2 separate regions of the Mus musculus genome follow, and region 1 is linked to region 2. A link is a loop called in an ENCODE intact Hi-C map of the cell type or tissue named here. Cell type or tissue: gastrocnemius. All regions are shown on one strand.

Evidence for each region. A loop is a pair of places that touch in the nucleus more often than their neighbours do. Peaks named below come from ENCODE experiments on the same cell type or tissue, not always from the same donor. Only the 100,000 strongest peaks of a DNase experiment are listed, where the experiment ranks them.
Region 1: it touches region 2 in a loop (2.6-fold over the local background); 5 of 42 quality-filtered maps call a loop at or near these places.

Annotation. Positions count from the first base shown.
Region 1 is chr12:56,413,815-56,416,314 of GRCm38, forward strand. No RefSeq gene overlaps it. Among named protein-coding and RNA genes, the nearest start is that of Mbip, 69 kb to the left of the region's middle. In gastrocnemius, no CTCF peak of the experiment used is centred here; a DNase peak (open chromatin) is centred at 1,545; H3K27ac peaks cover 841 bases.
Region 2 is chr12:56,344,287-56,346,786 of GRCm38, forward strand. Mbip (MAP3K12 binding inhibitory protein 1) reads right to left here and starts at 1,608. Exons shown (of 9, transcript NM_145442.2): 1 at 1,386-1,608. The coding sequence starts at 1,514. In gastrocnemius, no CTCF peak of the experiment used is centred here; DNase peaks (open chromatin) are centred at 1,304 and 1,614; H3K4me3 peaks cover 1,972 bases; H3K27ac peaks cover 1,478 bases.

The DNA.
Region 1 (2,500 bases), 70 kb after region 2:
AAGAGCAGCGTGCACTCATGACCACTGAACCTCTTTCCAGCCATGATGACATGTTTCAATCCCCACTTATTCTTTTGCTTACTAGAGTTAGGAAACATCTGACTCACAGTCTAACTGTAAACACTTTGTATCACTCTTTTATAGTCTTGAACCCTGACCTATCTTCCTGGCTTTACCTGCACCTAGCCGAATTGTTTGTGCCCTGATCACATAACAGGCTTGATCCTGCATCTGTGCCATCTTTTTCTCTGACTGCTGAAACTACTTGGTTGTAAAATTCACTCCTTGAAGTCAGCATAATCATATATCTACTAGTATCTTTCCAAGGGCTTCCATAGCATTCTCCCTAGTGTTCTATGTACTGGCCTTGCTAGAACCCACTCTGGGCTCTTGAGATGGGGAAATGTGTTTATTTGCTAGATTGGGAGCTCTCAGGGAATAGAATCTCAGGCTGGGATCCATTTCAGCACATCAGGCCCTCAAAAAAACCAAAGGCAAAGAGAATCAATGAGTATATGCTACTCACTCTAGACCAGCTCTGTCTAATAAAGAAATAATACGATTCACTAATTTTTAAATTGTCTGGTAGTTACATTCAAAAGAGTGAAAAGCAACAAGTGAAATTGTTTTGTTACATATTTAACCCAATCCATTAAAATGTGATCACTTTAATAAGTGACCACACAAATAAGTATTGATATAGTTTATATTATCTTTCATAATGAGTCTTCAGAAGCATGCTATTTTATATTGAACAGCACATCTCAAAGCAGACTAGCCACATTTCAAGTGATCAGTATCCATACGGGGCAATGTATGCTAGGTTCGAGGAGATGTGGTTGAGGTATAAGCAAACACCTTTGTCTAAGAAATCAGTCACTGAGGTCAGGGTTTGCACTTGGTGGTTACATGGCACTTCAGTGGGTTTTTACCTAGGTCTATAGCACAAAGCTATAAGAGCAGGTCTGAGAATTTGAGAGGCTGTGTGTGATGTGTGGACAGCCAAGCAAAAACAGTAGGGTTGTGAACAGCTAACAAACCAACTTCTCAACCAGACCCATGTAGCTGAGATACACAAACAAGCTGCCTCTCTAGGGAACATAAAAGGCATTAGGTAAGAGCTACATTCTTTGGTGTGCAAAGCCACACCTTCCAATGCCATCATCACCGAATTTCTACTCACCAAAAGAGAAAGCCACAGAAATGTAAATATAGTTCATTTGCAGATGCCAAGGTAGAGGTAGCTCTGGGTACCCACACCCTCTAGGGACACCATTCCATCTGAGGGAGGAGATAAAAAGAAATTTCTTAAGCAGGAAACCATTCCAAGATCTAAGCTGTTTATCTTGCTCAAACCTGTCGGCTCCATCTAATCAGACTGCAGTGAGTGTTTGCTGGGCCCAACCTTTACTCTGCTGGGGTCAGAACTGAAAATAATCCTCCGTCTCTCGGCCCTAAATTATGGTGACTGCAACTGAGAAGGCTAGTGCCAACTGGCATTGATCGTAAGATGGAACTGTGAGTCAACTTGGCACGCCAAGCCTGGCACCCTCTTGGTGGGCACTGTCCCAAAGCAGACAGCCATGCTCTTTCTCCTTTGGAATATCAGGCCCTACTTGCACTGAAAACAAGTCAGGCACCCAAATTAGCATCAGAACCAAATGGTCTCCTGGGAAACTAATGACAATTAGTCCAGTTTTAAAACATTTTCTTTGCAACCTAGACAGTGAAGCCATGTCTTTCACAAGGACAAAAAGCCTTGTGCCAAAGAACTCCATCTGCTATAGAGAAGTGTCATTGACCAAAGATTATGCAATCGCTGAGAGATTCTATTTGAGTGATTAGGACACGCTCACCCTCTGTGTTTTCTTATTCTTTACTCCTATATAATCTTCCACATTCATTCATCACTGTGTTTTCTTTAACAAAAGTGATACATTTCTCATTAGTTTTTTTTCTTTTTAAATAACAGTCCATTCTGCCAGAAGTTGGAATCCTTAGGATGTGAGCAACTTGAAGGTAAATCAGAGAGCATTGTCCTTCTCAGGTAGAGGAGATTCAGGCCAGCATATGTCTACCCTCAGAGCCTCCCTCCTGAAAAATCATCTGAAAGAAATCAGTCTGCATTCTGGTGGTAAAAGTGTGGCCCACGGTTTACAAAATGCCTTCCCACTTCCAAAGTTCAACTTCTCAACAGTTGGAATAGGGGCAATAGGTCTTGTCTTCATGCAACATTTCTCCATACAATTTATACTTTGCCAAGAGCCTTCTTTGTGCCTGAACTTGAGGAATGAACCAGGAAATGTCATTAAGACACGGCAACACAGCACCTTCTGGAAGGAGCTGGGTCCTAAGGGGCAAATACGAAACAATGAAAACTCATAGAAACTTACTGACCGTGGCGACAGCATGCTATAGGAACACGGAAAAGGGGCCTTCAACACAGAGTTTAAATATTGAGAAATTCCTTAGTCTGGAGAAATTAAGTTCTTTGGTAATG
Region 2 (2,500 bases):
ATATTTGACACTTGTTAAAGGACCCTTTACTGTTACAAAAACTTCATTTTCTCTACACATTTTTGGCAAGTGGCATAAGTTAAGTTTAATCATTTTTCCATTTGAACCTTTGAGATAAATTTATATAATTAAAAAACTCAGTATGCAAAATTTAGATATTTTATAATTCAAATAATTTATCAATGTAAATTATTTTGCAATTTCTAAGCATAATATTTGAGAAGATTTTTCTCATCTTGACATTAGAAATATAAATGAATAAATCTTTAAGTTCCAAATCCACGCCAAAAAGTTCTCTAACTTTTAAACTATTTAAAGATCTGAGATGTTACTACTGAAATATTAATAAGGAAAGTGCTTAAGACTTTGTAAGAATTTTTTTCCTAATTGCTTATCAAGCAACTGAGTTTAATTTTTTTTAACTTTTCGAAGTCCAGTAACACCAAACAGAATGTACAACTCAAGTAGTTTGCCAGTCAGAATAAACTTACTAAGGTTTTCCAACTAAGGATTTTAAAAATAATCCTCACAAATCAGGTAAATGTCCTATTCTCACTGGTGGTACCACTGCCCTTGACATAAATGTGTGCTGTGTCCATTTCAAGCACTATAACCAGTCCCCAAACAAATTAGGAAACATGTTTGACACAAAACTCTTCTAAAAGCAGGCAAACATACTTTTGTTCCTTATTTAAACATTGCCTCATTTACATCACGACTATCTAGTAAAGTGTAACCTAGTTTTTAAAATCCAGGTTTACTGTGACATTTTCTGTAAAGAGCAATTAGCTAAGCTACACGACAGTCGTAATGTAGTTAGAAGTGGCCACACATAACTCATCCAACAATTCACACTAAAATTTAGGTATACTACAAATGAAATTGTGGAAATCCTTATATATCCCTCCCCGTTTAAAAGAGTAAGAGATGCAATAAATGGCAAGAGAAACAAAAAACAGAAAAACAAACAAATAAACAAAAAACCCCAGAGTAAATCACCCCCCAAGGAGTGGGGATGGCGCTAGGAAAAGTTTCAGGCCATATTAACCAGTGAGTTTCTGCGATAAATACACTGGAGGCAAAAGGACCGTGATCGCCAGGAACCTCCTTCACCCTCATCACCTTTTAGGCATCTTTTGGGCAAGCTTTCGTCGCCAGGACCCCAGTTTTCTCCAGACCTTGGCCATCAAGCGTGCCGCTGGCATCTCCCGGTCCCAGGAGCTGGGCCCAGGGTCTTCCGGGTGTCACAGCCCGGCCACGGCACACCAGCGGCACACACCGTGCCAGCGGGGCTCCGCGACCCCCGCCTCCGAGAGAACTAAGGGGACAAGGACCGGGATGCTCTCCCTCCCCACCCACCCCTTCCCCGCCGCACCCCCACTTACCTGTCTTGTCAGGGTGTGCAAGGAGCGAAAGACTTCGCAGAGGACCTCGCGGGTGAGGAGGGGGCTGGAGCATTGCTCCAGGCTCCTCTCGCTGCCGCTTGAGGAACTAAGCTCCGCAGCAGCAGCCATGACACCTTCAAAGCAGCCCCCCAACCACCGCGAACAGCGCTCACCCCACCCCTCCCTCGCGGACTTCGTCGCACTGAGATGACGTAAAACTAGAGCGTCTCACTTAGAGCTTGAGGATAGGCCCCACCCTCTGTGTGTGACAGACACACAGGAAGACCAATCAAGAGCAAGGATAGCTGTGCTCCGAGGGAACTTGTGTATGTGAAGCTGGACCTTCTGTCTGGTGGTGTTTTCTGTGGTCCACCTTGGTTTAGAAACCTACTTGGCTCTTAGATGCTCCCTGTGAATGTTGGCAGAGCCTTACTCTTAAGTGTTAGAATTTGAGTCCCGCTATTAAAATTTAAAATGTTAACAGTCGAGTTGTCTTGGAAAAAGATTGCGGGTTAGTGATGGAGCAGTGCTTTACAATTTTCTAATTACTAGAAACTTGACCCAGGATGATCGTTACTGGATAGAACATTTTCATCTCTATAAGACTGTTTGATATGAGGAATTTAAAAAGAACACAAGGGCTACATTATGCTTCTTTTTCCTACCATAGAACGACATTGATGACTACACCTGCAAAATAGTTTATGTCAAAGTTCTGACATGCAACGGGTTCTCAGTGCAATCACTGGACACTTGACCTTAAAATTGTTTCAATATAAATCCAATAGAAATATAAACCAGCCGGGCAGTGGTGGCGCACGCCTTTAATCCTAGCACTTGGGAGGCAGAGGCAGGCGGATTTCGAGGCCAGCCTTGTCTACAGAGTGAGTTCCAGGACAGCCAGGGCTACACAGAGAAACCCTGCCTCAAAACAAAACAACAAGAAAGAAAAGGAAGAAAGAAAGAAAGAAAGAAAGAAAGAAAGAAAGAAAGAAAGAAAGAAAGAAAGAAAGAAGGAAAGAAAGAAAGAAAAGACCAATTTATTCCATGTAACCACACTCTTTAAAATTAGGATATAAAACTAAATCGACTCTTGTTGGGTATTATTAGATAGC